3 separate regions of the Homo sapiens genome follow, and all the other regions are linked to region 2. Evidence: chromatin loops called from intact Hi-C (ENCODE). Cell type or tissue: mammary epithelial cell. All regions are shown on one strand. Region 1 has its middle 17 kb from the start of SNX27. Region 2 has its middle 8.9 kb from the start of S100A10. Region 3 overlaps THEM4 (thioesterase superfamily member 4).

Region 1 (8,000 bases), 410 kb after region 2:
AAAAACAAAACAAAAGCAAAAACAGTGAGACACATGCTACAACATGGATGAACCTTGAAGACATTATACTAAATGAAAAAGCTAGTCACAAAACGACAAATATTGTATAACTCCTTTTATATAAGGTTCATAGAGTAGCCAGATTTATACAGACAGAAAGTAGAATGGCTGTTGCCAGAGGGAAGGAGGAGTGGGCAATGGAGAGTTGTTATTTAAGGAGTTCAGAGTTTCAGTTGGGGAGATGAAAAAGTTCTGGAGATAGATGGTGGTGTTGATTGCACAACAATGTGAATGTACTTAATGCCACAGAACTGTATGCTTAAAAATGGCTAAAATAGGCCGGGCACAGTGGCTCACGCCTGTAATCCCAGGACTTTGGGAGGCCGAAGCAGGCAGATCACGAGATCAGGAGATCGAGACCATCCTGGCTAACACAGTGAAACCCCATCTCTACTAAAAATACAAAAAATTAGCCGGGCGTGGTGGCGGGCGCCTGTAGTCCCAGCTACTCGGGAGGCTGAGGCACGAGAATGGCATGAACCTGGGAGGCGGAGCTTGCAGTGAGCCGAGATCCCGCCACTGCACTCCAGCCTGGGCAACAGAGCGAGACTCCGTCTCAGAAAAAAAAAAGGCTAAAATAGTAAATTTTATGTTATGTATATTTTTCCACGATAAAAAATGTTTAATACAATGGTGAGGCTATTTAAGATATAGAGCAAAAAAATTGTGCTAAACTTGAAAAAATTTTCACTAATAACCCTAATGTTGGGCTTTTGGGCTATTTTAATATGTGAGTGACAGCCATTTCCCAGCCTTAGCGATCACTTCTGTCCTACTCATGTGCCATCCTCTCCTCTTTCCTCAGACCCATGGTTGTTTTGACTAAAGCACAAGTCAAAAAATTCCACCCCCAAGGAACGCCCTGCAAGGGAGTCCCCAGCACGGAATGGAATCAACCATGACACCCACTTACCTTTCCCCTTGAAGGTGACCCTCACCTTTCTTCTTTTGTTGTGTAGTCATCCTTTTTCAATACAGCTGGCTATCCCCATATCCACGCCAAGAGCCTTTGGGACCAGGAGGCAGAGAGAGCCAAAGAGAAGCACAAGCACAGAGCACCAGCTGATACTGGCAGCTCTGGAAAAGTCTATTTACTGACAACACATATGTACTCATATGGACTGATCCCTCCGAAGTTTGCAGATGAGGCTAAGCTGTGGGGAGCAGTACAGAGAAGTGGCAGCCGTGTGTCCAACCTCAACACTCATTCATGGAGGGCCAGGTCATTCCACCTGAAGCTACCAAAGCCCCACACCATGTCCAATGCCCAGAGCGAGCAAGAGACCTATCCAATCCCATTACATAACCTTAAAATCAGAGGTCATCTATTCACATTTCAGCTACTCACTCCACACAGTCTTTTCTGAAAAAATCAGAGACTATAAAGACCTTCAACATTGCAACACCCACCACCCCTTTAACTCATGTCCCAGAGCTTAATCACACTATCAGAAAATTTCTCCTTACATGTCATCTTCTGGGATTAAAATAGATTCTAAACAGCCTCCATCAAATTTTGAATGATGTGTGCCCTCCAGTGCACAAACATTAAACATTAGCATTCAGTTCTCTGCGTTGAGCTCCTGATGCCAGGCAAGTGCCCCAGGGCTGCCTCATGGAGTGATTGTCTTTTGCTCAGTGATCCTGGTCAGCCACCTGGAAAAACACTCTGCTGGTTACAGGAAGGAGAACTTACTTCAGTTCTGCCAGCACTGACTGGGTCCCTACTACCTGCCAGGCACTGGGCCAGGGCTGCAGACATGAAGATGAATAATCAACCCCTTCCCTTAGGAATTCTCAGGCCTGGGGGAGAGGCAGACATGAAAACAAACAAGTAGTGTACATTGTGATAAGTTTTGTGCCAGCTGCTGTGGGAGCCCTGATAAGGGATGATTAACTCTGTCTGGGGATTCTCTGGGGAGTCAGAGAAGACTTCACCAAACAGATGTCATTTGAGTGGGGTTTTGAAGGATGACTAGGAGCTTCTCAGAAGGATAAGGCAGGGAAAAGAATTTCAGGCCGAAGGAAGCACACATGGAAAGGCAGAGAGGTGAAGAAGGACATGGTGTGTCTCAGAAACAACTGGCAAGGTAGCAGAGGTCCAGAAATGAGACTGAACGAGTAAAGCCACAGGCAGCTTAATCCCGACCATGACCCCTCCGTGGCCCAGGGAGAAGGAAGGCAAAAACAAATTGAAGTTCTAGTCCTATTGCTGCTGAGTAAGCAACACTATTTTTCTAGATGAAGATGATATCCTTAACTCTTTGTTCCATGAGTGTTCTAGATCTTCTACAAGATTATAATCTGCTAGTGAGAACTGTCTTCTCAAGGGATCCAGGCCTTCTACATTTGGAAAGGCCATTGGACAGGTCATCTGGAATCTTTTGGGAAGCTGCGTTGATTTGAAATGTCATTATTGCTGATTGGAGCTCTGAAGAACCTGCCATTTGACAGAGGAGGGAACCGAGACTCAGAGAGGTGAAGGGGCCACTTGACCTCATCATGGTAGGATGAGCCAGGCCAGCACCCAGCCCTCCTTGCCACCCTCACTGAGCTTCCTGTCCTACCTTTTTTTTTTTTTTTTGAGACAGAGTCTCCCTCTGTCATCCAGGCTGGAGTGCAGTGGTGCCATCTCGGCTCACTGCAAACTCCGTCTCCCAGGTTCAAGCGATTCTCCTGCCTCAGCCTCCCAAGTAGCTGGGATTCAGGCATGCACCACCACGCCCGGCTAATTCTTGTATTTTTAGTAGAGATGAGGTTTTGCCATTTTGGCCAGGCTGATCTCGAACTCCTGACCTCAAGTGATCTGCCTCAGCCTCCGAAAGTGCTGGGATTATAGGTGTGAGCCACCGTACCTGTCCTGTCCTTCCTTTTATCCCCTTAAGGAGCCCAGGTTGGTGCTCTTTTATTCAGTGGATATGTAATAATTCTGGTTATTTCATCCTCTCCAGAAAAAAAAAAAATAAGTGTATGGTTTGGTGGACTTTCTGGAAACTTCCAGAACCAATTCTTCCTGAGTAAGGGCTTATTAAACATGAGCAGGCCGGGCGCGGTGGCTCATGCCTGTAATCTCAGCACTTTGGGAGGCTGAGGTGGGTGGATCATGAGGTCAGGAGTTGGAGACCAGCCTGACCAACGTGGTGAAACCCCATCTCTACTAAAAATACAAAAATTAGCCAGGCATGGTGGCACGTGCCTGTAATCCCAGCTACCCAGGAGGCTGAGGCAGGAGAATCACTTAAACCCAGGAGGCGGAGGTTGCAGTGAGCCAAGATCGCGCCACTGCACTCCAGTCTGGGCAACACAGTGAGATTCTGTCTCAAAGATAAACAAACAAACAAACAAACAAGCATGAGCAAAATGAACTGAAACTTCCCAAGGAACTCTAGGAAAAGCTGGTCTAACACATGAGCCTTACAAATTAGTTTTTTTTCAATCACCTTTCAGTCTACCAAAATTTTTACCAGTCTTAAAATGCTCCCAGTTCTTTTCTGTTTTTTGGGTTTTGTTTTTTGTTTTTTGTTTTTGTCTGTCTGTTTGTTTGTTTGTTTTGAGACAAGGTTTAACTTTGTCACTCAGGCTGGAGTGCTGTGGCACGATCTCAGCCCACTGCAGCCTCAACCTCCTGGACTCAAGCGATCCTCCCACCTCAGCCCCCCAAGTAGCTGGGACTACAGGCATGCACCATCATGCCCGGCTAATTTTTTTGTATTTTTAGTAGAGACAGGGTTTTGCCATGTTGCCCAAGCTGGTCTTGAACTCCTGACCTCAAGTGATCCGCCCACCTCGGCCTCCCAAAGTGCTGGGATTACAGGTGTGAGCCACTGCAGCCGGCCTAAAATGCTCCCAGTTCTTCTCAAAACTCTGCCTCTGATGATGTGAGCTGTAAGGCAGACTAAACTAGGACACGGACACATTTTCAATTTTTCATAAAATATTTGCTTTCCTAGAATCCAGTATCTTTTTAGGCCTCTTTTTTTATCCTTCTGGTGCTAGGCCTAATTTACAAAATGGCTCCCTCATCTCATCCTAATTTGGCTGGCTGCTCTTTGCTAAAGAACTGAGTTTAGGATTTACAACATGAAAACTACAGAGACCCAGGCAGGTCTGAAGAGACAACTTGCTTGTCTTCCTGTGGGGCCCGGCGGCGGCCACCTGCACAGGTGCTGGAAGACTTGCTGCCCTCTAGTGGCTGCATCCTGGGCGCGCAGGAGTACCTCCACTTCGCAAATGAAAAAAATCCTCGTTTTCAGGTTCACCGGCTAAACGTGCTCTGAAAGCATTGTCTTCCCCTCCGAAGACCCATGGAATTTTAGAGCTAAAAGGGAACTTAGTCCATCCCCTACTTTTCTGGTTTCTCGTTTTGTTTTGTTTTGTTTTGTTTTGTTTTGTTTTGTTTTGTTTTGAAGGAGCCTGAGGATCAGAGAGATTGGGTCCTTCAGCTAAGAACCTGCAACAGTTAGAGAAGTAGACAGGAATAGAATCTCCCCGCTACCCCACACCCTTATTAAAAGACAGGGAAGGGAGAGGAAGTCACCATTTGAAATTTAGAAGTACACAAGATGCAAAAGGGTTGTGTACTCGAGTGAGCCAAGTGATCCCAGGGGATCCCGGAGGGTCTGGCTAAAGGCTGAGCTCTCCCCGTCAGCCACTCCCCTGGCCCGCCCCCTCCCCAAACCGCTTCTGCTTCCCCAGGAAGCTACTTTGTAAGTGCACGCAGGCCTCGGATAGGGACCATCTCTCTGCCGCTTTTTGAACTTTCCTTAGGTCAAGGACACTGCACTCCAGTGTAGATCTAGATTTTTGTCCAAATTTCAACCTAAAGTAATTCACTCCCCCACCCCCGCCATTGGGCCTCGGTTTACTCATCTGTCAAATGAGGGAGTTGGATCGGATGCTTTCTAAGGTTTCTTTTAGCAGTGGTAGTTTATGATTGTCTGCCTCTTGGCATACAAGTGTCAATGAAAAGAGACAAACTATAGAATATTTGAAGAGATTTATTCTGAGTCAAATATGAGGGACCAATGGCCTGTGACATAGCACTCAGGAGATCCTGAGAACATGTGCCCAAAGTGGTCAGGCCACAACTTGGTTTTACACATTTTAGGGAGACATAAGGCATCAATCAGTACATGTAAGCACCCAGCTGATTCCAAGTCTTTAGACAGTAACTTAACTCTTTCAACCAATTGCCAGTCAGAAAAGCTTTGAATCTACCTATGACCTGGAAGCTCCCCCAACCCCCTTCCAGTTGTCCCACCTTTCTTTACTAAACCGATGTACATCCTTACATGTACTGATTGATGCCTTATGTCTCCCTAAAATGTGTAAAACCAAGTTGTGGCCTGACCACCTTGGGCACATGTTCTCAGGATCTCCTGAGTGCTATGTCAGGAATCAATAGAATTAGAATCAATAGAAAGGAATATCTGAGTCAAGATAAGGGATTGTGAGACCAACCTTCTATCATACAGATGAAGCCTCCAGGTAGCAGGCTTCAGAAACAATAGATTGTAAATGTTTCTTATCAGACTTAAAGAGTCTGTTCCATCAGTAATTCCAAAAGGGATGAGGGTTATGATGAGGTATGTCCAGCTCCTGCTTCTAATCAGGACCTGAACTAGTTTTTCAGGTTAACTTTGGAATGCCCTTGGCTGAGAAGACGGGTCCATTCAGATAGTTGGGGAGGCTTAGATTTTTATTTTTGGTTTACACCAGTGTCTGGTGGCACTACTAGACTGGTGGCAACTTGAGAGCAGAGTCTGTGTATCTTTTCCTCTTCACATCCTCAAAGCCATGCCCTATATCTTCTCTGACATTGAATGCTAAAAAAAATTATTTATTTAGTTATTATTTATTTATTATTTGTTTTTGAGATGGAGTTTCACTCTTGTTGCCCAGGCTGGAGTGCGATGGCGTGATCTCAGTTCACTGCAACCTCTGCCTCCCAGGTTCAAGCAATTCTCCTGCCTTAGCCTCCTGAGTAACTGGGATTACAGGCACATGCCACCACACCCAGCTAATTTTTGTATTTTTGGAAGAGATGGGGTTTCACCATGTTGGCCAGGCTGGTCTTGAACTCCTGACCTCAGGTAAAATGCCCGCCTCGGCCTCCCAAAATGTTGGGATTATAGGCATGAGCCACTGTGCTGGGCCAAAAAATACTTATTGACAATTATTAACATATTTAGCATGTGCTACATGCCAAACGTGCCACATAGGATCCCCTCATATGGCTTTGTGCTGGCCACTGCCACACCCATGAGATTGTCAGGCATGGCACTAAGCACAAGTGCTCTGGAATCGAATCACCTATGACCTAGAACTGGTTTGACACTTTCTACCTGTGCATCCTTGGACAAGTGACTTACTATGTCTCAATCCCTCATCTGTAAAATGGGGATTAAATGACAGTGCATGTAAGCACTTGGTAAATGTTCTTATTAGATAGGCATTATTATTTTGGTTTTATAGATTAGGAAATTAAGGCTTAGAGAGCTTAAATAACTTTTCCAAACTAGTATGGCCAGTAACATATCTAAGATTATGAGCAAGATCCAAAGCCCATGCTAACTCCTTAAACTCTATGCTACACTATTCCCCTATTGTTGAATGACTGAATACAAGAACAAGTGAATGAATGCATGAATAAGATTATTTATTGCTGATGGCAATGATAATAGCTGGCATTTGACTCTCCCGTAAGGAGGATATTGGTCCCAGAATCTGTCTCTTCCTCATTCCCTAGGGCCAACTAAGAAAGAAAATGAAAACAATAATTTAAAAAAAAAAACAAACAGAAATGCCTCTTTATGATGAAAAAAATACAGGTTTCTTCTAAATCAGGGCTGTTCAATCTTTTGACTTCCCTGGGCCACAATGGAAGAAGAAGAATTATCTTGGACTACACATAAAATACACTAACACTAACAATAGACAATGAGCTTAAAAAAAACTGCAAAAGAATCTCAATGTTTTAAGAAAGTTTACAAATTTGCATTGGGCCACATTCAAAGCCATCCTGACGCGGCCCAGGATGGCTTGATTGAATAAACTTGTTCTAAATCAGTAAGCACGTATTAACCATCTACTTTGTGGCACTATTAGGGCTAGGCACTGTGGAATTAGAGATATCCCTGACCTTTAAAAGCTTGCAGTCTCTCTGGGGAAACAAACACATGCAAAGTCCGAATTATAATGGAAGACAGTACATTATGACATCCTACAACAGGGTAATACAGATGATCTGTGTTGAGCAGAAAGGGAACACAACACAGGCTTGAGAATTCTGGGAGGGCTTCACGAAAGAGAACACAGGTTAAGTCTTGAAGAATGAGGAACTTTCTTTGATGTTATCTTTCATTATTTCCTCTCCTTTTCTCCTACACCAGTTGGTCAGTCACCAAGGCCTATCAGTTCTTTCCCAGTGACTCTCACACCACCAGTCCCTTTCTTTCCAGTCCAGTGGCCATTATCGCAGTTCAGCCCCTCATTGCTTCATGCCTGGAGGTGCCCTAACATCTATTACTTGTTTCCTTGCTGCCAGCCTTTACCTTTTCAATCCATGCTCTTTGCCTCTTTGGGATTAGCCTTCTTATTTTATCATGTCACTCTAGTGATTCATTCATTCCAACTTCTCTTCAACTAATATTTATTGTGCATCTACTATGTGCCAGGGGCCACTCTTCTAGATACTAGGGATTCAGTGTTGAACAAGACAGGCAAGAAAAATCCCTGCCTTGACAGAACTTACATACTAGTTTAAACAAAAACAAACAAAAACCTCTAATGGAGACCTTTCACTTTAAAGATTAGAGTCCAGGCTGGGTGTGGTGGCTCATCCCTGTAATCCCAGCACTTTGGGAGGCCGAGGCAGGCAAATCACTTGAGGTCAAGAGTTCAAGACCAGCCTGGCCAACGTGGTGAAGCCCTGTCTCTAA
Region 2 (8,000 bases):
TTCCCAAGCTCAGGTGATCCTCCCACCTCAGCCTCCCGAGGAGCTGGGACCACAGACATGTGCCACCATGCCCAGCTAATGCCTTGCTTCAGAGTATTTCACTGCTTGCACTTGCTTCCAGTCCCCCAGGACCCAGTAGGCATGCACCTGGGAAGGACACAAACTGGCTGTGCCCCTATATCTCTGCCCACTTTCGATCCCTACAGAGGTGGGCTCCATGGGGCAGTGACCTGAGATTTGCTTACAATGGGATCCCTATCACAGAGTAGGGTCTGGCACCTTATAGGCGCCCCATGAATGCTCAGTGAAAGAAGGCATCCGCCACAAGGTCCTGGGTAACCAAGAATTATTCAATTGTGGCCTATAAATTTTTAATCCTAGAAGATATCGGAATGAGAAACATGAGGGGCTTTCAAAAGTGGCCAGTCTCTTAAACCATTATACTGGCAGGTGAACCATGTCACTTCAGACTACACCTTAAGTAGCCAGGATATCTAGTTATATCTATATACAGATAGATAGATATTTGGTGATATAGACATATGGCCATATCTATAGCTATGGAGCTATAGTGCTATATATATATCACCAAGTGTATTTACCAAAATATGCACAATGGTTGTCTCTGGATATCCCTTTTTTCTTTATATGTTTCTGTATTTTTCATTTTTCTCTCAGCGGATACTCAGTAACTTTATAATCAGAAATATAAATATATAAGTGTTAAACTTTCAATGTCTCCTCACTCAAAATAAGGCTCAAATGTCTTTATTCAGCATCGGAGGCTCTTAGTGATCTGGCCCTTTGTGGTTTCCATGTCCTGATCTCCTGCAGCCTCCGAACACACACCCCACGCACCTACAAACCTCCAAATCATCTGTATTTCTCCAGGGGCTTCTCCCTTACTTCATTTTCCTCACCTTCCTTGACTGGCTCTTACTTATCTGTCAAGATTTTCTTTGGCTCTTACTTATCTGTCAAGATTATCTTTAAGTACCTCCTCCTCCAGGAAGCCTCCCTAACACCCCATAAGGTCCAGATATCTCTGCTTTCTGTTCTGCACTCCAGCAACAATCAGAGTCACCTCGGCCATGATAATAAGAAGTAAGTGTTGCTTTATTTGTCTTCCTGCCCTGTTAGACTGGGATTCCAAAGGCAGGGACTGTATCTTTATTTCTGTATCCACAGTGTTTAGGTAGTGCCAGGCATAGAGTTGGCACTCAGCAAGTACCTGAATAAATACAGACAATCCCTAACCTACAATGGTTCAACTTAACAAAGACTTTTTGACTTTCTGATGTTGCGAAAGCAATACACAACCACAAAGTTTCAGACTTTAAATATTGGTGATTCTTTACCAAAAAGTCTCTGGGCTGAATTTTCAATTTACAATACTTTCAATTTATGATGAGTTTACCTGGACATAACCCCATCATAAGCTGCGGAACATCTGTATACAAAAAAATGGATTTGTAAAATATAATGGGTTTCTCAAATAGTCGTTATTATATATATATATATATATATATATATTCATATTCATTTTGAATATGAAGAAATATGTGCAGGGAGGTTAAGTGACTTGCCTTAGGTCACAAAGCTAATGAATGAGAGAACCAGAGCTCAAATCGATTGTCTAATCTGCCTTCCACTTCACCACAGCTGCCACCATGAAATAGTAACAAGAAAAAATATGCATGATCATGTGTCGGGTCAAGTTGATGGACAGGTGTCTCATACCAGGAAGCTTTTCTATCAGGAATAGACCTTCACAACAGTCACGGATAATGTATTTACTGTTATGGTTTAAGAACAGATTAAGCTAAAAAGTTTGAATGTGTTTTAAAACATTTTAACTCATTTCTTTGCTGGAATAGATGATAAATTTTAAGTCATGTTTTTCAAAAAAGAGAAACTGAGCATGCTCAGGCTGATGTGGGCTATAGGGACACTTCCATCATTGCACTCTTCCCTTCCTCAGATGCCTCAGGACCACTCTTCTTATCATCCTGTGTTGATCACTGATTTATGGTTCCTGCCAAAATCCACTGAGAGCATACTCTGCTCAGAACACACAACACACCAAGAGAAATCTCTCCCCAATGAACCAACAAGCATCAAGGGAGACAAATGAGCAGATAGGCAATTTCCCTACTCTATGATAAGGGCCACGAGAGGCTAAAGGAGCAACACCCAACCCCAGTCTAGGTGAGGTTGGGGAGGCTTCATGGTGGAAATCACATCTGGCCAAATCCTAGCGGCTGTCTGGTCCTACAATCTGTCCCCAGCCAGTATGTCTACCTTCTGGCCTCCTTTCACTGCCTTCCATCACCACTTGTCTCCTCACCTGGAGTGTGAATTCCTCAAACGGAAGGACCATGCCGCCTTCATCTGTGCATTCCCCACAGCACCCAGCCCAGCAGCTACAGCCAAATGACAGACTCCCAATCTAATGCCCTCACCACTAGATGGCTGAGCCTGGCTGGGGAAAACTATGCTGGAGCCAGACATCCTGCCAGAGTTCCAGCCTGACTGTAAGCTGTGCAGGGAGCCATAGAGTGTTGCCCAGGAAAGAGTTATCTATGAACCGACAACTGAGAGAACCAGTGTCTACACACCCTTCCTTGCAGGTCACCACGTCAGGGGTGGGGCAAACAACTTAAGACTAATCACAAAGCAGGTTGTTTTCACCTAAGAAACCCCACCAGCAGCTTAGCAGCTTAGTCTGCACCTTCCTTCCCAAACCAGTGCTCCTCCCTGCATTTGGCAGGCACCAGAGCACAAGGTGTCCAGGTCTGAAAACTTCTGGCAGTTCTGCTCCTTCCTCTCCCTATGGCCAAGAGCTCAGTAGCAGTAGCCTGCAGATTCTTCCTGTTCTTTCTCTCAAATCTGTACCTTCTCATCCACCCTTGCCACCATCATTCCAGGGTGGGCCTCCCTCATCTCCTGGCCCTCATTTTCTCCCAGCTTCACCCCATTCTCACATCACAGCTGCTCTCTCCTCCACAGCTGGCCGTGGTCCCTCCCTCTATGATTTCACTGTGTCTACCAACACAGTGATCAAAGGAGAAGGAGGCTGGGAAGAGCTGAGGGCTATAGGATGATCTCTGCTTAAAGACACAAGCGGCTCCAGAGACTGGTAAATTTTGAGAGAGAATCAGAAGCCAGAAAAAAAAAGCTTAGGTTTCATTGCAGAGTGGTCAATTTTTTAGCCTGGAATTCAAAAGCATCAATAATCTAGCCCTCATCCCTCACCCAATCCCTCTTTCTAGCCACTCTTGCTGTTCCTCCAGTGTGTCCTGTGCATACTCCCCTTGGCATCTTCCCTCGTGTTACTCCTCCCCCAGGACTACTCTTCTCTCAGCCCCTGTCCCATATGCTCAATCAAGCCTATCAAATCTGACCCAACCTACAAATCTCACTTCAAATCCTATGTCACCCATGAAGTTATTCTTAAGAGTCCAGCCAAGAGGGAGCCTGCTGTTCTGAAGTCCCCCGTGCAGCACTGCCCACACATGCTACCTCACCTCAGTGCTGGTTGTGAACACTTCTCATGTTCCTGCCCAGATTGTGGTTATGTTCCCAAGCAGCTGTCATCGCTGTGGTTCTACCAAGAGTAAGGCAGAGTCGGGTGGTGACAAGAGGGGAGGCTTTGAGACTAAGCTTATCTGGGTTCCAATAGGACTATATCAATGCCCTTAGGGAAGTTATGTAGCCTCTCTGAGCTTCCTTTCCACATCTGAAAACAGACTGGCTATCTATTTTACAGGGCTTTTGTTAGATTTACAGATAATATACATAAACCACAATAATTATTACTATAATCATAGCACTAATCGACCTAAAATATTTCTTGGAGTGATCATAAGAAACAAATAAGATAACATATGAGACAGAACTTCATAGAATATAAAATTATTGTGTTAATTTTTAACAAGAAGACTTGGAGTATGTTTGTGGGGGTTTTTTTGTTTTGTTTGTTTGTTTGTTTGTTTGTTTTTGGCAGAGTCTCGCTCTGTCTCCAGGCTGGAGTGCAGTGGTGCGATCTCGGCTCACTGCAACCTCCGCCTCCTGGGTTCAAGTGATTCTCCTGCCTCAGCCTCTCAAGTAACTGGGATTACAGGCATGCACCACCACACCAAGCTAATTTTGTATTTTTAGTAGACACAGGGTTTCACTATGTTGGTCAGGCTGGTCTTGAACTCCTGACCTCAGGTGATCTGCCTGCCTCGGCCTCCCAAAGTGCTGAGATTACAGGCATGAGCCGTGTCCAGCCCATTTGTGTTCTTCTATCAAATGGCCATATGTTGGTCATATGACCATACATTGGTCACATGATACAAGACCTCACAGATGCCCCACTAATTACCAGCCAGTACATCCTCCAACAGCTAAGCACTTTAGCTTTCAGAATATCTGTGCTCAAAGCTGTTAGAATGAATTCACTTAAAAGTCAACCAATAAAACTGGTGGAATCCTATGCTCAAACTGAGGTTTTGGTCCATATGGTACCAGACACTAGTTCAACTTAACAACCTATTTTCACCTATATATATATATATATATATATTTTTTTTTGGCGTCTTGTACACAGAGCATTACTTTTCTCACTGCTCAAGCCCAGAGAAATGCTGCCAAAAGCAAGAGAAAATGGGGTAGGATGTCAACCTAAATCACAGCCTCCATCTCAAGCCAACTAGGTAATCTTTCCAGCCCCATATTCAATCCTCTGGTTTCCAGCCAAGGATTTCCTGCCTGGGCCACTCAAGAGAAAGTAAACCCCACTGTCAAGCTATTCCCACTGTGGCCACCAGAGGGTCCCACAGCATTAGCTACAAAGCAAGAACACACCCTTTCCCAGTAAATTGTCCATTTTAAATATTTCCAGAAAGCCTTATGGCAGCCTCCCCAGCTTTCAGCCAATAGGACTGCCCAGAAACCCCAGAGCTAGCTGCTGCTAACATTGTTGAGGCGTCAGTTCATACCAAGCAGCCAGCATTTCACAAGGGGTTTGAGTCACTGGGGCCCCACAGAGTCCAATTTCTGTGGGTCTGAGCTCTCCCCAGCCACATTCCAGTATCATCAATGAACAAAGAGTATCTGTGGCTTCAGTAACTGTTTCCCTTTGACACAGCATCCAAATGTTTGCCTGGAACACCACTTGCTCTCAAGTTTTAATGAAGAGAGGAGAAATGCACCCTATCAGTCTGGCAGACCACAGTCCATGATAGGCAGGTCATGTCTTGCAGAGTTCTCCCCGAGTGCCAAACACTGGGATTCAGACAAGCTAGCATTCCGTTCTGCCTGATCACTTCACTGAAGGTGAAGAGTAAGTTGTCTTCTCCTTGGAAAAGGACATGTCCAAGATCACACAGCTAATGAGGGGCAGAGAAAACGTGATTTCCTCCCAAGCCTGTCTGAAACTCCAGAGTCTGCACTTACAACCACTATATTACATAATTGTTTTATTTTTTCCATTACCAACAAAAAGGGTTGACCAGATCCCTGTAGCTCAGCTGTACTCCCTCTCGGCCTCATCCCATGTCACACTTGCCTTGCTTCAGACACACTAGTGGTTTTTCAATTCCTCTAACAGACCCAGCTTCTCCTCATCTCTGGGCCTTTTCATGGGCTTTTTCCTCCCCTTAGGACACTTCCTCCCACCCCTCCTTTATTTGCAATCCTAGTTTCTCTTCCTCCTCTAAGGCTGGATTTAAGTATCCCCTTCTCAGAGAAGTCTTTCCTGATTTCCTACCTAAAATGGGTCCCTTCAATTCTCTCACTCAGACTCTTGATTTCCCATGATGGCACTCATTATAAACTTACCAAATTTTTGTATTAGTTTCATTTTCCCCTCTATTTCTATTTTATTTGCCTTCCTGAGGTAGGAGGTGGGACTTGATGCCAGAGGCGGAGCTCAGACACCAGATCAGATTGAGGACTAGCTAAAACAGGGCTTGGGCAAAAGCAGCTTTCAATCAGACATGCCCATTAGTGTGCCATGTCAATTTACCATTGCCATGGCAATATCTGGGCAGTTACTACCCCTTTCCATGGCAATGCCCCAATGACCCAAAATCTACTACCCCTTCCCTAGAAATTTCTGCATTAAACCACCCCTTAATCTGCATGCAATTAAAAGTGGGTTATATAAATACAACTGCAAAACTGCCCTGAGCTGCTGCTCTGTGCCTACTGGGTAGCCCTGCTCTGTAGGAGTACTCATGGAGCTATAACACTGCCTCTTCACTAAAGCTGTTTTCTTCTACCTCTGGCTTGCCCTTGAATTTCCTAGGCAAAGCCAAGAACCCAGTGGGCTAAGCTCCACTTTGGGGGTTGCCTGCATCATTTCCCACTATAATGTAAGGCCTGTGAGTGCAGAAATTTGTCTTAGTCATTGACATATCTCCAGGACCCATAACATGCCAGGAATTAGTAGGTACACAGTAAATATTTGATAGATTATAATTGTTAGAATTTGCAGCTCACCTGTAGGAGAAGACAGGTGGTTTTCGACCCCAATCTAACAGCTATCCTATTTTTAAAAACAAATTTAAAAAGCTACACTTCTTCAGCTTCTGCAGCTCCAAGAGATATGTTAGCACAGCAAGCACAGCCTTGGTGGAGTCCTCCCAGTACCCTAGACAGAAGTCTGCTGAAAGGCATTCACGAATCACACACACTAAAAACCCTGGGTGACAGAAGAGCCCTGTTTGGCTTCCTGACAACTGCCCCTCCACAGAGTGGGAGATCACACAGAGGAGGTGGGGATCTGCCTTCCAGAACCTGCTGCTTGCTGAGCTGGATGGCTTCAAGTTCATTAGATGGTTCAGTCTTTTCCATCATCCCAGAAGATAGGTGGAGACCCAGGTTCATAGTGGTGAAATGAATTGCCCAGAGCCATGCAGCTAATAATGCCCTTTTTCACATTCTTTAGCGGCTCTTATTACCTTAGGAAACTCCTTAGCAGAATATCTCAGGCACCCCAGGAAAGACACCTTCTCTCAAGACTCATCCCCATCCAAGACTCTAAAGGACGCTGCACTCTCCTCATGCAGAACAGCAGGTAGTTCCTGGCACAGACATAGTACCTCACAACTCCATCAGGCACATGCCTTTCCCTCCTGTCTGCCCCCACACAATGGGGCTTATTCCTACTTGTCCCTTAAAATCCACATAAATAAGTGAAAAAAGATAGGTCCTGATAGAAACATATCATAAGGAAACAAACATGAGGGCAGATATATTTATTCAAAAGTAGTCTCTGATATATAGTTAGCTTTGACAGTAAAAAATTAGAAACAACCGAAATGTTCAAAAAAATATGGGAAATGTTTAACAAATTATAGGATTTCCCTATTTAGGGGCTACTAATACAGCCATACCTGGGTTGGTTGGTTTGTCTTCCTTTTTGGATTGCCAGCAAAAAGTCTTGACCAGATCACTGTAAATCAGTGATTCTCAACTGAGGAGGCAGGAAGAAGTGCTAAGACTCCTTCCCAAGGTATTGCAATTGGTAGGTAAAGTTTATACAACTATGATTCATGCTGTTGACATGGTGTCTGGGCAGACAGAATGTTGAGCTGGGTTTTCACAGGTTTCCATGTGGTACAGGGCACAGCTTGATACACATCAAGAAACAATGACACTATGCATTTGCTAAGACCTGTGTGAACTTTGCTTCATAAGTATCTAAAAGAGTGACCAGGGCAGTAAGTAGTTCTGCTCAAACAATGACACTATGCTGAGGTGTCATCAGTATAATAGTGTAATTACTACACATGCAAATTAATCCTTTCAAATGTGCAGCCAAAAATACTAGCACTCAATACCAGCACTTTGTTAAGGTTATGCTGTAGCAAATAAACATTCAAATTCCAAGGTTCTTTCTCACCCACATAGCTAGTCCAATGAGGATGTTCCTGCTCAGCAAGTGATTTTCCTCCATACAGTGATTCAGGTACCCAGGCTCTTTCCAATTATGACTCTTCCATCCTTAG
Region 3 (8,000 bases), 110 kb after region 2:
CATGCCACAACTGCATTTCTCTCTTCCCAGTCTCTCTCTCTCTCTCTCTTTTGTTTTGGGTTTTTTTGTTTTGTTGTTTTTTTGTTTTTTTTGTTTTTGGTTTTGAGAATGAGTCTCACTGAGTCACTCAGGCTGGAATGCAGTGGCGTGACCTCGGCTCACTGCAACCTCCTCCTCCCGGGTTCAAGTGATTCTCCCACCTCAACCTCTCAAGTAGCTGGGATTACAGGTGCATGCCACCACACCCAGCTTATTTTTATATTTTTAATAGAGACAGGGTTTCACAATGTTGGCCGGGCTGGTCTCGAACTCCTAAATTCAAGTGATCTGCCCCACCTTGGCCTCCCAAAGTGCGGGGATTACAGGCATGAGCCACTGTGCCCAGCCTATCTTGAACCCACTCCCTCAAAACAGCTCTTGCCAAAGGTACCAGTGACCTTCATGTTGCTGAGTCCGCTAACCTCTCAGCTTTTGGCACAGCTGTTGACTCCTTTCTGTTTGAACATAACTTCTAGGACACCACATTCTCCACTTCACTGGTGCCTCCTTTTCAGTTTCTTGGGCTGGCTCTTCCCCATCCTCAAACCCTTCATGTTGGGGTGCCCTCAAGTCTCAGTCCTTAGTACTCCTCTCTTCTCCACACTCCATTGGTAATCTCATGCAGTCTCTCAGCTTTAGAGACCATCCAGAAGTTGACAACTTCTTAATTAAATGGTTGAAATTTAGTGCCTGGGTTCAAATTCTGGTTCCACAATTTAAAGCTGTGCAACTTTGAGCAAGGCACTTTACCTTTCTGTGCCTCAGTTTCCTCATGGTAGATACTTTAGTATTTGCTGAAGGAATGAATAAAACAAAAATAAAACTAATCAAGAAAAATTATAGAGTTCTTAAGTTTCTTTGCAGAATCTCTGATATATCTCGAGGGAAGAATTATTCTGTTTTATAAATGAAGAGGAAAAATGTGTAGTTTGTATTACTTATTCTCTTCCAACTGTTAGCACATCACACAACTGACTGTCCTTATCCCAGCACAATCTGGCTTCTACCCTCACAGCTCTACTGAAATGTCTTCATTGAAGCCACTAGTGACGGAAGTGCCAAATTCAGTGTGCATTCTTCAGCACTTACTGTACTAGACCTCCCTGTCTCATTCTCATTGAAACATTTTCTTTTGGCTTTCATAAACCTTTCAGACCAATCTTCCCTCCTCCTTCTACTTGCTCCTTAAATGTCAATGTTTTCCAGGGTTCCATTCCTACATTTTGCTCATTTCTTCATCCAACCCTCATTCGCTCTTGACTAAAATTTGACCCTCTCAGAATCAAGAGGAGTTTGAGATCCTCTTTGCTACCCACACTTGTTTTCAAACCATTACTTCCCCTCATCTTAAAAAGCCCTCTGGGCTGGGCACAGTGGCTCAACACTTTGGGAGGCCAAAGTGGCAGATCACTTGAGGCCAGGAGTTTGAGACAAGCCTGGGTGACAGAGCAAGATTCTGTCTCAAAAAAAAACAAAAACAAAAAACCTCTGTTTCTTTGAGTTTATACCATCTAACTTTGTCACCCTCCTCTTCTTCTCCTCCTTGTTGCTGTCATCTGTCAACCTCTCCCTCAGTGTTGAGTATTTCAGCAGCTGGTCCGCTATCTACCCAACTCCATTCAGCATCCTCAGCAACTCGAGCATCTACACAGTGGCTCCTCAGTTTATGTGCTTCCTCATCACCTATGAACTTTTCTTATCCCCCAGCCCCAGCCACACACTGCCATGAACATCTCGAGCCTTATCTTCAGACAGTACACAGCCTCCAAATGCATACATTTAAACATCCTGTTTTCTGATGACAGCATTTTTCCTTTCAGCAGCTTACTTGTTCAAAGGCCCCTCAGAAACAATTGTTATTTCATTAAGACCTTCTGAGTTCATTGAATCCTTTACTTTCTCATGGTCCAATAGCCCTCATCTATCTGAACTTTTGTAGCCCACCTAACCTAGGAAAACCCCAGCCCTGGATGAATCCAACCATCTGCCATCTTTACTTTGAACTGGCTTTCACATAGTTAAGCATTGCTAGAGAAAATCACCCCATCTAGCAGATAAGTTTGGTGATTGTGATTTTTGTAGTTTCATCTCCTGTCTCCATTCTTATCCTCCTCAAAGCCCTTCTTCCACTCAACTGTCAGAATGATTCAAAATGCAAATCTCATCATGTTATTCCAATGCTATTTTCAGTGCTATCCCATTTCTTAAAATACTCTTGCCTTTCAGACTTAAAAATGAATATGAAGCACCTAGGAATCTTGTTAAAATGCAAGTTCTGCTTCAGAAGGTCAGAAGTAGAACCTGAGATTCTGCATTTCCAACAAACTTCTTTCACCATCACAAAGGACAAACACATCCTCTTGAGAGTAGTAGCTTTTGGTCTTTATTTTGAAATGACCTACATTTTAACTCAACCCAGACCTTATTTTTCTCATTTTTATGAAATAAGCTCAAGGTTTGCCAATCTAGACCAGAAATCTCAAACTCCTAAGTAAAACAATTATAAGCACTTAACACCTATCTTATCCTGAAGTCCTGGAATGTCAGAGTTGGAAGAGATCTTAGAGCTCATTTTGTTTTATCTCCTCATTGTATGGATAAAGTGTAGTGCAAAAGAGTGAGTTCTAGGCCAGAGGTAGGCCAATAATTTAATTTTCCCAACTCACGGGCCAAGGTTCTTTCCACTGCACCATAATACTGATCCCCAATTTTAAGGTTCCTTGTCTGTCCTTCTAAACCATCAATTCACTCAACAACTGCTTAAGTGTATATAGTATGTGCACATCTGTGCCATTTGTTGGGTATGCAAAGTCTAAAAGACAGGGTGCCTGCCCTGAGATGCTCATGACCTAATTCAAATGCATCCTTCCTGTCCCTCTCCCCACTTCTCCTGGATCTTCTCATCTGTATCTTTTTCCACGTTTGTAAATATAAATTCAATAGAAATAAACAGTTTTATATATGGCAAATCATGATGAGCTATGAAAGAAAGGTGAGTAGGGGGATTAAATTTTAAAATAGATACAAAAGGATAAATGCACTATTTCTTGAGAGCAATGGCTTTCAATCTTTATTTTGAAGTGACCTATATTTTGATTCAATCCAGTTCCCCCAACTTGCTCACAATTGTGTAAGTGAAAAAAAACTGTGTCTAAACAAGTGCACTATTACTTACCCAGAGTATATGGTTCTGTTAACTAAGTGTTCTGTTTCTTTTTAAAGCCTGGTTAATGGCCGGGCGCTGTGGCTCACGCCTATAATCCCAGCACTTTGGGAGGCCAAGGCAGGCGGATCCCTGAGTTCGGGAGTTCAAGACCAGCCTGACCAACACGGAGAAACCCCGTCTCTACTAAAAATACAGAATTAGTCAGGCGTGGTGGTGGGCGCCTGTAATCCCAGCTACTCAGGAGGCTGAGGCAGGAGAATCGCTTGAACCCGGGAGGCGGAGGTTGCGGTGAGCTGAGATCACGCCATTGCACTACAGCCTGGGCAATAAGAGTGAAACTCTGTCAAAAAAAAAAAAAAAAAAAAAGAAGCCTGGTTACAACCCACAATCTGATTTCATGAACCCTAATGGTTCTCACTGCCAGTTTTGGGGGCTTAGAGTCACAATCACTTGAGTGTTGGGCTGAACTGACCCTGTTGCTGATTCAGACTCAACTCATGTCTGCCAGGGAAACCTCCTTTCTGTTACATTTTTTATTTTCTGTAAATTGCATTTAAACCACAGTTCTTCCAAGAAGGATTTCCGTCTTTACCGTACCATTTTATTCAGTATATTGTTAGCGTTTATATACTATATTCCTGATTGCCATGTGTGGGTACTTCATTTTGATTTCATGTCTGTTTACTCTGTCCCCAGTTGGACTGTTAATTCCACAAGGGCAAAGATCCTATCTTCTGTTTCATTGAGACGCTCCCATTCCTTTCAATTTTGCACCCTGTGGACATTTGAATCAATCATCTATTGACATGTGATTCTAGCAGGGTACAGGTGCTTGGCTCTGCCATGGCATTTCTCTCACCCTTGTTTCTCATTTGCCATCCACCTCATTTTCTATAGACCCAAAGCTTATGAAAGAAGAACAAATGTCACAGGCCCAGCTCTTCACCAGAAGCTTTGATGATGGCCTGGGCTTTGAATACGTGATGTTCTACAATGACATTGAGAAAAGGATGGTTTGCTTATTTCAAGGAGGCCCTTACCTGGAAGGACCACCTGGGTAAGAATGATAGCCTGAAAGTGTGGATCTAAAAGATTTTTATCTTACACTGCCCCCATGTGTCCTGTACATGGACTACAATAAAGATTTTCAAATGGTCACATAGATGTATATTTATTGACATGGAAAGATGTTTATAATACATTATTAAAGGACATCTTATCTATATTATTAATATTGATTAAATATTTTTATATATGAGCATTATAATATTATAGGGCATAGGGCAATAGAGTATAATTTGAGAGCATATCATTAATGTGTTAACAGTGGCTTGTCACTGACTAGGTGGGTAGTATTATGGGTCCTAAATTTTTTTCTTTTTTTTCATATTTGCATTACCTACATTTCTAAACAATGAATATGTATAGTTTGTTTTGTTTTGTGAGACAAGGCCTTGCTCCTTTGCCCAGGCTGAAGTGCAGTGGCATAATCATAGCTCACTGCAGCCTCGAACTCCTGGGCTCAAGCAATCCTCTCACCTCAGTCTCCCGAGTAGCCAGAACTACAGGCACATGACACCACACTTGACTAATAATAAAAACATAATATAAATTTTCTAAATTACATTTTAGCTTTTTGCTTGCTTGCGATCTGGTTACTATTAAGTTCTGGTTTTATTACAAATACTTAAGACTATATTATTATGCTGTGAACAAAACAAAGTTGGGGACATAGATAGTATTTGGCATTCAGTACACTGAACATGGGCTAAGTGGACCTTTCATAAGTAAATAGTGTGAAGATGCTTGGATAATTTTTCTCTTTCAAGAGGCTCTCTATCTTCAGAACTTCTGAAAACATTTCTCCTCCACTCCTGTTGTAACTAGATTCATTCATGGAGGTGCCATTGCAACCATGATTGATGCTACTGTTGGTATGTGTGCAATGATGGCTGGGGGAATCGTCATGACTGCCAATCTCAACATCAATTATAAAAGGTAAATTCACAGTAATTCTCTATTTATCCTTAGGTGTTGTTAAGTCAGGTTCCCAGTTGCAGATCTTGACACCATAATTTGTGTTCAAGTGATTATTAAGGAAGTGCTCCCAGAGGAGACTAGCAAGGGAGTGGGAGAAGCAGGACGGGGAAGATGAAGAAGTGTCAACCAAGGCTGAACTCTCAAAAGTCCAGCAAAGCATAGCTTTAGCCAGATCATACAAGAGAGCTCTAGAATGAAATTTATGCCTCAGAATTGTCTCCATCTCAGATGAGGGAGCTAGAGTCTTTATACTCTCGCATGTATTGGTCATAGGATCAGGGCCATCCCAGGGACCATAAATTTCCAAGTACTTCTAAGGGTCTCTGTGTTTGAGCAAAGCAGACTCTAGAGAAAATAACCAAAACAAGTGAAGAAAGGATCCAAGGGGCTCTGGGTGGAGCACCAACATCTACTACATAACAAAATTAATTTTTTAAAAATTTAGCTGGGCCCAGCAGTGCACGTCTGTAGTCCTAGCTTCTTGAGAGGATTGCTTGAGCCCAGGAGTTCAAGGCTACAGTGAGCTAGGATCATGCCACTGCACTCCAGGGTGGGCAACAAGACCCCAACTGTAAAAAAAACAACAACAACAAAAACACACACACACACACAAAACACCGAGTCTTTTCAGTCCACAGGCACAGATGTCTTTCCATTTATTTGTGTCTTTAATTTTTTTCATCAATGTTTTGTAGTTTTCAGTGTATAAGACTTTTGCTCTTTGGTTAAGTTTATTCCTATGTATTTTATTCTTTTTGATTTTTTTATTTTTAATTTTTTTATTATTATTATTATTATTTTGAGACAAAGTCTCACTTTATTGCTCAGGCTGGAGTGTGGTGGCATGATCTCAGCTCATTGCAACATCCACTTCCCAGGTTCAAGCTATTCTCATGCCTCAGCCTGCCAAGTAGCTGGTATTACAGGCATGCACCACCACAGCTGGCTAATTTTTTGTATTTTCAGTAGAGACAGTGTTTCACTTTGTTGGCCAGGCTGATCTCAAACTCCTGGCCTCAAGTGATCCGCCTGCCTTGGCCTGCCAAAGTGCTGGGATTACAGATGTGAGTCACTGCACCTGGCCTTAATTGTTTTCTTAATTTCCTTTTTGGATTAGTCATTGTTTGTGTATAGAAATGCAACTGCTTTTTCTGTGTTGATTTTACATCTTGCAGCTTTGCTGAATTTGTTTATTCATTCTAACAGGTTTTTGTGGAATCTTTAGGATTTTCTATATACAAAGTCATGTCATTTGTAAACAGATCTTTGTACTTCTTCCTTTCCAATTTGAATACCTTTGATTTCTTTTTCTTGCCTAATTGCTCTGGCTAGGACTTCTAGTACCATGTAGAATAGAAGTGGCAAAAGTGGGCATCCTTGTCTTGTTTCTGATCTTAAATGAAAAGGTTTTAGTCTTTTACCATTCAGCATGATGTTAGTTGTAGGGTTTTCATAAATAGCCTTTATTATGTTGAGAGAGTTTCTTTCTATTCCTAGTTGTGCCTTAGATTTTTAACCTTTAAACCCAGATTGTCATTGTACCTCCTTTTAACAATTTTAATAGCAATTACATTGATTCTAGAGATTAATTTGGGGAAAGTTGACATATTTACAGATGGTCAATATTTCATATTAGTTATAACTATAAATTAGATTCTAGAAATCTGGGTTTTCTTAACATGTTAAAGAATATATTAAAAATTAAATTTTTTATATTTTTCCATGTCCCATGTTTTTAAAAATATTTTTCCATGTTCAAATAAAGTTGAATAATGAAGTATAACATCGTTCCTAAAAAAATAAATGTAAACGGTTACTTTGAAAACAAGCTGAAACAAAGTATTTAGATTGCTGTTTATCTCAAAAAGTGTTTGTGTCTTAAGCACATACTCAAATGCAAAATGGGAAACAGAACCTGCCAAACTCTATGCTTAGTGTTTGTCCCACCCAATAAACCATCCACAAAAATCAGTTGCATTGCTGTTCATTTGTTCCCCACAATTGGAAAACATACTGAAAAGAAGTTTTACCTGAAGTCATATGGATAGAGAGCAATTTAGTCAGAATTAGAACTCACATCTTATGACACCAAATCTGATGCTCTTCACTACAACACACAGCCTCCATTGTCTTCTGTTAGTTGATGACTAAAGACCAGAATAAAGTATTGGATTTTATAAGTAGTTTAGAATTTAATATTTATCACTCTCTGTTTTTTTGTATACAGTTATTTAGGTTCATAATAATAGTAATAATATTAAATTTAATATGATTACTTGACAGTCCTTCAAGATGCTACAGGTAACAACCTGGGATTATATTTTAATTGAAAATAATTTGCAGTGTCAATTAATCATCAGATGCCTTAATCTACCTTACTTCCTTTAAGAAGCAAGATTATTCCTTAATGATTTCAAATAATTTCCAGCCCTCTGATCCAAATATCCCACTTGATTTATTTCCTTGTGCCTAGCACATTAAGATAAATAGACAAAGCAGGTCAAACTAGTGATGACAAGCCAGCTGAAAGGGTAAATATCTCAGCATGCCAATGACCCATTCATGACACATGAGTTGAGAAGCTCCTGATTCGATTTCTTCATGCAACATGGCAAACAAGAAATGCTAAAGGACATTCCTCCTTCAAAACAAGTAGATCCTGTACCAAATACACAAGGAAAGAAACTACCAAGGGTGACTATCAACAGAAACAATAAATAAGATTTAGACCTCAGGGATCTAAGATATGATGATA

The links. A loop is a pair of places that touch in the nucleus more often than their neighbours do. Peaks named below come from ENCODE experiments on the same cell type or tissue, not always from the same donor. Only the 100,000 strongest peaks of a DNase experiment are listed, where the experiment ranks them.
Region 1: a loop joins it to region 2, with 4 times the contacts of the local background. A loop is called at or near these places in 12 of 110 quality-filtered maps.
Region 3: a loop joins it to region 2, with 6 times the contacts of the local background. A loop is called at or near these places in 30 of 110 quality-filtered maps.

Annotation. Positions count from the first base shown.
Region 1 is chr1:151,590,581-151,598,580 of GRCh38, reverse strand. No RefSeq gene overlaps it. Among named protein-coding and RNA genes, the nearest start is that of SNX27, 17 kb to the left of the region's middle. RefSeq lists a cis regulatory region at 1,589-2,339 and enhancers at 3,318-3,818, 3,819-4,319. In mammary epithelial cell, a CTCF peak has its summit at 4,252 (motif pointing left); DNase peaks (open chromatin) are centred at 1,820 and 4,240.
Region 2 is chr1:151,998,720-152,006,719 of GRCh38, reverse strand. No RefSeq gene overlaps it. Among named protein-coding and RNA genes, the nearest start is that of S100A10, 8.9 kb to the right of the region's middle. RefSeq lists a silencer at 7,453-7,747. In mammary epithelial cell, CTCF peaks have their summits at 2,469 (motif pointing right) and 4,812 (motif pointing right); DNase peaks (open chromatin) are centred at 3,559, 5,029, 7,579 and 7,899; H3K27ac peaks cover 3,890 bases.
Region 3 is chr1:151,885,476-151,893,475 of GRCh38, reverse strand. THEM4 (thioesterase superfamily member 4) reads left to right here. Exons shown (of 6, transcript NM_053055.5): 3 at 4,103-4,262; 4 at 5,093-5,203. Among named protein-coding and RNA genes, the nearest start is that of THEM4, 20 kb to the left of the region's middle. In mammary epithelial cell, CTCF peaks have their summits at 4,115 and 4,316 (motif pointing left); DNase peaks (open chromatin) are centred at 6,225 and 7,805; H3K27ac peaks cover 3,133 bases.